Linked DNA regions of Homo sapiens: region 1 is linked to region 2. A link is a contact called in ENCODE Hi-C or POLR2A ChIA-PET data. All regions are on one chromosome and are shown on one strand. Each heading gives the region's core, a stretch centred on a gene start or an enhancer-like site at or near the end of the contact. The rest is flanking DNA. Distances are from core to core; before and after follow the strand shown. Region 1 overlaps COLEC11 (collectin subfamily member 11). Region 2 overlaps TRAPPC12 (trafficking protein particle complex subunit 12).

What was found. Hi-C counts contacts between places; a loop is a spot of excess contacts on that map. ChIA-PET counts read pairs that join two places held with the same protein, here RNA polymerase II (POLR2A). Pooled maps may share reads with other maps.
Region 1: a loop to region 2 is called in a pooled map, with 2.2 times the contacts of the local background. The contact joins two enhancer-like sites. A Hi-C loop is called at or near these places in 2 of 50 pooled maps. POLR2A ChIA-PET finds 5 or more read pairs at or near these places in 3 of 52 experiments (HepG2, MCF 10A and Panc1).

What each region holds. Positions count from the first base shown.
Region 1 is chr2:3,624,500-3,628,227 of GRCh38, reverse strand. The region is part of intron 3 of COLEC11 (collectin subfamily member 11); the gene reads right to left. Among named protein-coding and RNA genes, the nearest start is that of COLEC11, 31 kb to the right of the region's middle. RefSeq lists enhancers at 1-701, 3,335-3,574, 3,605-3,728. Within about 2 kb of position 1,672, at least 4 of the 41 ENCODE cell types and tissues checked have a DNase peak (open chromatin) inside an H3K27ac peak, as active enhancers do.
Region 2 is chr2:3,458,092-3,461,542 of GRCh38, reverse strand. It overlaps TRAPPC12 (trafficking protein particle complex subunit 12), which reads right to left. Exons shown (of 12, transcript NM_016030.6): 8 at 1,207-1,280. Among named protein-coding and RNA genes, the nearest start is that of TRAPPC12-AS1, 23 kb to the left of the region's middle. RefSeq lists enhancers at 1-855, 1,208-1,721. Within about 2 kb of position 1,767, at least 8 of the 41 ENCODE cell types and tissues checked have a DNase peak (open chromatin) inside an H3K27ac peak, as active enhancers do.

The DNA of each region.
Region 1 (3,728 bases), core at 423-2,922, 170 kb before region 2:
CACAGATGGGGGGCCCTTGGCCATAGACTGGGATCACCCACAGATTGCAGAGGTATTTGAAGATATGAAACCTCAGGATATTTTTCCAACAGTGGATGGAGGGCCTTCCAAACGTCAGGTCTCATGCTAGGACCTGAAGACGCAAGGATGAGAGCGGATCTGCAGACCCCAGGCCCACTCATGGCAGCAACGCCCTGTGAAGGCTGTGATTTTGATGTCAGAAGTTGAAAACAATGGTTTGGAGTGGCCACAGGCTGGGCAACAGCAGGGCTGGCATGGGAGCAGGGCTGTCACACCCAGGTCCCGCTCTTCCCAGGGATGCTCCTCCCCTTCAGGAGCCCCTTCAAGAAGCACTGGGACAGGTGCTGAGACCCACTTTGTCATCACGCCCAGTGTTATGCCCAGCATCATCGTGTGCAGCATTGTGCCCAGCATCGTCGTGCCCAGATTCACGCTGTTGTCATGCCCAGCATCGTCATACCTAGATCTACCATCATCATGCCCAGCATCGTCATACCTAGATCCACCGTCATCGTGCCCAGCGTCACTGTGCTCAGCGTCATCGTGCCCAGAGTCATTATGCCCAGATCCACCCCATCATCGTGTCCCATCTTCATGCCCAGCATCGTTGTGCCCAGAGCCATCATGCCCAGATGCAGACCGTCATCATGCCCAGTGTCATGCCCAGCATCATCATGCCCCGATCTACCGTTATTATGCCCAGATCCACCCCATCGTCGTGCTCATCGTGCCCTCCATCATCATGCCCAGTGTCATTGTGCCCAGATCCACCCCATCATGCTCATCGTTGTGCCCATCGTCGTGCCCAGCGTTGTGCCCAGCATCACCATGCCATCATCTTGCCCAGCATCATCATGCCCAGATCCACCCCATCGTCATGCCCCCCGTCATCATGCCCCCCATCATCGTGCCCAGTGTCGTCATGCACAGCATCGTGACCAGCGTCATCATGCCCAGGCGAAGTTGAGTTGCAGCCCCCAGTTTGCCCAGGACTGCAGTGGTTCCCAGGACCCTAGAAACCAGGAAGTCTTGGCCCCCAAGTTCCCGCAGAGGTCACTGTTTTTCTCCAGGTGAGTCTCCACAGCATAATGCCATGGAAGCCACAGATGTTCGTGACCGGTCATCAGGGAACTGCCACTGTGCCCCCGCTGCAACGAGCTAGAAAGCTATCCACTAGCACCCAGCTAGCAAGCCCACGGGCAGAAGAGCCAGTGGGCCAGGGGAGTTGGCAGGGCTGTGTCCCACTGGAAAGTGAGACTCCAGGGAGGGTGTGGAGGGTGGTGGCGGCTGAGGTCCTGGTTCCCAGCCCATCTGCGCCCCCTGGGGCCCGGGCACCGCCTACCACACAGGCAGAGCGCCCAGGGTGTCCTAGGTCTCAGGGAGGAGATTCATCCCAGGTTGTGTATAAAAAGTCCTAAGTTTATTCCATTCTCTCTTTGACCTAATGTCCTTGTAAACATATTCCATTCTCTCTTTGACCTAATGTCCTTGAGAATAAACATTATCCAGAACAGAGCACTTACAGCTGACGGAAACAGCCACGATTATCAGAAAGAATGTCAGTTGGTTATTGCAGAGGCCGGAAGTCATGCTCATTCCCTAGTGAGTTCCCATGAACAAAAGCACCAGGGCTCAGACTTTCTTCTGTGCAAACGGAGAATAATAACAGCAACCACCAGGCCACCAGGCACCAGGCAACTGCCGCATCCAAGACATTGTGCGTCTATCCTTCCATTTAACCCTTCTGGGAGTCATGGGAGGTAGATCCCCACCCCCCACCCCCCATTTTACAGGTACAGAAAAAGGGGGCTTGGGAAGACGAAGCTGATTCCAGAAGCTGACATAACTGACAGGTGGTGGAGCCACGATACAGACAGGCCCAGCGAGCCCAGGACTGTCTGGTTCCACGTCTGTGGTCTCTGCACTGCTCAGCTGAGGCTGGGACCGCATTGTGCCTAACAATATTCCTCCCTCCCAGCAAACCACGTCCATCTAGAAATGGGGCTTCTGCTCCAGTTCTGTCCAAGCCATGTGGCCATGGGAAGAGTGGTTGCCTATTCTCTGCATCTCAGGGTCCAACTTAAGTGTGAAGGTGGGATTTCCAGATCCATTACCCTGTGATCCCATTTCTACAAAGGACGAGGTGCACTTCCTTTTGGAGATGTCAGAAGCTGTCACGACTGGCTGTGACTGCTGGAAAAAGTAAATACAATGTTATGACTATCCCTGCCTGACAACTCAGATAATAGAGATGTTAAATAACTTTGCAAAGTCTGCCAGGTATGGCGGCTCATGCCTATAATCCCGGCACTTTGGGAGGCCAAGGTAGGCGGATCTCTTGAGGTCAGGAGTTCAAGACCAGTGTGGCCAATGTGGTGAAACCCCGTCTCCACTAAAAATACAAAAATTAGCCGGGCGTGGTGGTGGGCGCCTGTAATCCCAGATACTCAGGAGGCTGAGGCAGGAGAATCACTTGAACCCGGGAGGCAGAGGTTGTAGTGAGCCAAGATTATGCCACTGTACTCCAGCCTTGACAACAGAGCGAGAGTGAGACTCTGTCTCAAAAAAAAAAAAAAAAAAAGTAAAAAAGAAGAAAAGAAACTTTCCAAACTCATGGGTCCAAGCTGAGGCACAGAGTAGACCCCTGAGTGCTAAACGCCCCTCCCCTAAGCTGACTCCCTGGGATGCCAAATGCCACATCCCTTTATGGACTCCTAGCCCTCCCTGTCTCCAGATTTCAGAAACCCTGAATTACGAGTAGCCTCCCGAGTGCCTTCCCTAACCCCCGCCCTGGGCTGGGTCCATGGCCCCCCACCCACCACAAGGCAGCCAAGAACGCTGTCTCAGCAGTCGCTGTCCTGCACATCCTGCCTCAGGCTCACCCTCCATCCGTGCCCACCCCTCAGCAGGGACCTGAGGCCTGCTTGAGCATGGAAGCCTGACCTACACCTGAACATCAGTGGGGACAGGCCTCGGAGCCTGAAAAAGCCTGCTGCCACTTCTAAGTGGGAGAAGGAAGGAAGAAAGGAGGGAGGGAGAAGGGAATTCCTCAGAGGTTTTAATAGAGAATCCTTGCCGCCTTGGATCAGCAAACCATTGTGTTTGTGGATCCTTTGATTAAGATTCTTTAAGAGGTAGAAATGAAAAGAGTCTATCAGACTTTAACCCCATATCTCTGGGGTAGTCAATGTATGTTTAATGACCCTCTGTAAATCTATCAATCTAATACTTAGGAATAACTACTATATCAGGGACTTGGAACCACTTACTCGCAGGATGGCAGAGTGTGATCCACAAATCCCTACCCTTGAGGAATGTATAATCTAATTAGGAAGACAAGACATGCACACATGGGTGATGTTAGGAGGATGGCAGAAGAGGAGCTTTCTACCATAGTCCCCCCAAAGAAGCTTCCATGTTGACAACTCCCCATGAACAAAAGTGTCTTTGTAGGAGTCTGGAAGTCCAGTGGAGAAGTTCCAGCACACTGTTAGAGAAAAAAATCCAAGAATAGATGCACTGATGAGGGTAAGAACAGTTTCACTTTACCCGTGTGACCGTTTCCCACAACTGTAAGCTGAGCAACTGTGAGCTGAGCAACACAGCTCAGTGCCCAGGGAAACCCCCTTGGCCCATGTTTTTTCCCACTGGAGTAAGTGAAAGTGTAGTAAGTGAGCTTCCAGCTCCCCCAGCCATGCAGGATGCTG
Region 2 (3,451 bases), core at 518-3,017:
GATTTCAGAGATCTCAGATCTATGCCCTTATTTTAAGGAGGAGGCTGAGGCTTGCAGTAGTGCGAGGCTGCGTCACGGTCGCTTGCTACCGAGGATGAACAGGACGCCGAGTCTCCTTGTGCGTCCAGCCTGACGTAGACGCAGAAGCGCAAAGGCAGCGGCCCCGCACTGGGCACTGGGGCTGCGCTAAAGCCGGGGTGCGGGCTGCACGTCTTCCTGATGGAATGCCTGAGCCACTGATGGCTGTGAATCTATACCCGCACCCAGCCTGCTCGGAGCAGTGCCCGGGGTCACAGTCACCTCTGGGGATGCTGCAGGGTCCGTGCATAAAGCAGGGCTGCCACTTCAGGGTTCATGACAGAGCCCGTGAGCACAGTTCTCCGCTGGTAAATTGCCTGCTCTGCCTTGCTGAAAATCAAGCTCAGGAATGACCTTGGCCCCATGAAAGCCGCATGGGTGTGGGAGTTAAGGTCGCTGTCTTCGAACAGCCCAGGAGGTGTTACGAGCACTGCTCCGGAGCGCCTGCTGCTAGCTGATTCCTGCAGTAGCTCTCAGTACGCACAGCTGGCTGCAGGGACACTAGCTCCACACAGGGCACCCTGATGCCCAGTGTGGGAGGTGAGCCAGGTGTGGGGTGCGTTCCAAACAAAGAGAGGAGCCAAAAAACACCGTTGCACAGGCTGGCGAGAGCCAGGAGACACGGAAAAACAGATGACAGCCTCAGTTCAGCTCCTTGATTTCTAAGCTGTTTCCCTGCGGGCTGAGAGCTCTGGGGTGACGTCCTAAGAAGGTCTTGTGGGGAAGCCTGTCTTCAGGTGTTGTAAGCATCAATCATAAAATCAAAACCATGAGGTGAAAAAAACACCCTCCACGAAGATAGGGAGAACAAAGGACACCTTCTGGGGATGGAGTTCAGAGAAAAATGGGGGAAAATGAACAATACTTTTAATTAAATCATTTAGACCCACATTTCAATAATGAAATCTGATCATCTAAATTCTACATTCTGTTGAAATTTCTTGCAGTAGAAATAAAGTACATATAGCCCCATAATGTGTCACTGGGCTCCCTGTTAAGCCAGTACTTAGCTGGCTTCTCTGCACGGCCGGTCCCTGCCAGCATCTATTATACCAGCGGCTCCCTCGCGGCTCCCACTGACCCCGCTCTTCCAGATCACATGGCAGCCCTGCTTGGCCACCCACGTACCTTCATCAGGAGCAGACAGTTTGCCATGGAGTACATCACCCGGCCCAGACGTGACCTCCACAGCCGGATAGAGGCTACAAGGTAAGAGCAGCCTGTAAGTGCACAAATAAATTCGAGGCTCTTTCTAGCCCTCAATTACTGGGTCCTGTGAATTCTAATTTAACTTTAAAAGATCCCTCTTGTTAACACCACTGGATTTCGGCCTGGAATGCTGAATATGCTGCAGGCTGCACTGAGGCAGAAAATACAGCACTCGCATTGGGACCAGAGGTGGCTTTGGGAAGAGACCCTCGGCATCAGAGAACCAGGAGGGTGGCTGCTCAGCATCAGCCCAGACACAAGGCCAAATGGTCCGACCGGGGGCCCCGTTTCCAAAGCCAGAACCCTGAGAAAAGGAGCAAAGCTGACAGAAACGACGACATTGCCTGCAGCTCGACAAGGCTGGGAGGGCCACTGGCCAGGGTGGCCGCCAGCCTCTCGCAGTTGACCTATGGGAGGCCACCCGGAGGGCCCCACCCATGCCCAGCCATGAGGCCTCCCCTGCCTCCCGACCATGGGCTGGTGCAGACGCCGGTTCCCCCAAGGAGTGCTACACCGTGTTCCAGAACTCAAGTGGCTGGCACATTCCGCTGGGGACTCGGCACTCCCCTGCAGCTGGCTTCCTTCCCTAGCACCTGCTGCCACACGGTGGCTGACCGCGACCCTGAGCCTGGCCCGTCCCTCCCTGCTCTCCCCTGCACATTATTTAGTTAGCAGCCATCCCTCCACTGATTTCAAACCTTCAGGGCCCATCTCTTCTAGTAGTTTCCAAACTGGCTTTGTGGCCTTCTTGGGGTCTGCAAAGGTCCCCTGGGAGCTGCCCTGGGGGGAGGGTGGGCTGACCAATGGTGCCTGTTTATCATTGGGATGACCAGGAGGAAGGCGCAGGTTGAGGACTGAGCTAATCTGAAATGAACATATTATTGACAGGCAGGCTGAGGTCCACAGAGGCCAGGGACGCTTCCATCTGACCCCTTGTCCAGCGCTCCTTGCGCCTGTGCTGTGTCTACTTCCTCGAAGAAAAGTCCACACTTCCAACTGCAAAGTGCCAAGATGCCACCCTGGGCAGCACCAGGCCCTGGGAGTGCTCCTGGCCTCCCTCATCGCTGGGCACTGGGAGCCGTGTGTCCCTGGCTGCCTCTGAGGCTGTGATTTAGGAGGCTGAAGCTGACCCACCGCTGGCACCAAGCGTCCACTGTGAGATAACAATCACCTAGAAATGATGTGCATTTACGGTGTGCTTCAGGAGAACACACAGAAACTTAATTGCTAGAATTAAAAACTTAACTCACTTTGCCTTTCAGCAATGAAAAACACATTAGCTGCTTATGTTCCCCTTATACCATTATTTTTGTGAAAAGAAATTCTGAATATCTTCTCTTAATGGATGTAAAATATGGATTGTCTCAATGAATTGCATATTTATTCTGATGATCTTTGCAGATTCCTTTCCTGCTCTAAATCCTCCCCTACCCTCCTTATAAATGCTCATGGGTGTGACCTTCTGTTAGATTTCCAGGAACAGCCTTCTGCTCTCTGATAACTACATGCTCATTCCCACCAAAGCAGGAGCCCAACCAGGGGTAAAATGACTGGTTGCCAAGAATGCTGAATGGGACATCCATGAGCAGACAGTGCCGTCTCTCCTTCAGACCTTGTTACTCTACCTGCAATTAAATTACTGAAAAGAGAGTGCACAAGTGCACACACATGCACACACCACACCCACACCACATGCCACAGCATGCACACCCAACATCCACACACCACACACATACACACCTCACACACGTTCAGCTCACACCAGCCAGCAGTTCCCCAGAAACCCCAGCACACCTGCGGAAACGGAGACCACCCGATCTTGACTTGGGCTGCACATCGAGTAGGACAGAAGCTGTGGGAAGGAGGAGATGACCAGGCCACCAGGCCTGTGGGGAGATGCTGCCACAAGGAGTGAGGGAGTGAGGCTAGGGTGGGGCTACCTGGGAGGGAGCACTCAGGCCAGGTTTCCAAGCATGATCGGAAGCTTGCTCCTGGCTAACGCACTCCCCGAGCTGCAGCTGGCATGGCCTCACTGTGCAGATCAGCTCATGTCAACCCACCCAGTCCCCCAAGGGGTTTCCAATGCTCCAGGGAACTGCCCAGGTCCCTCAGCCTGCCCCAGGCTCTGGGCCTTCCTCTCCAGCTCCTCCTGAAGCACCCTCCC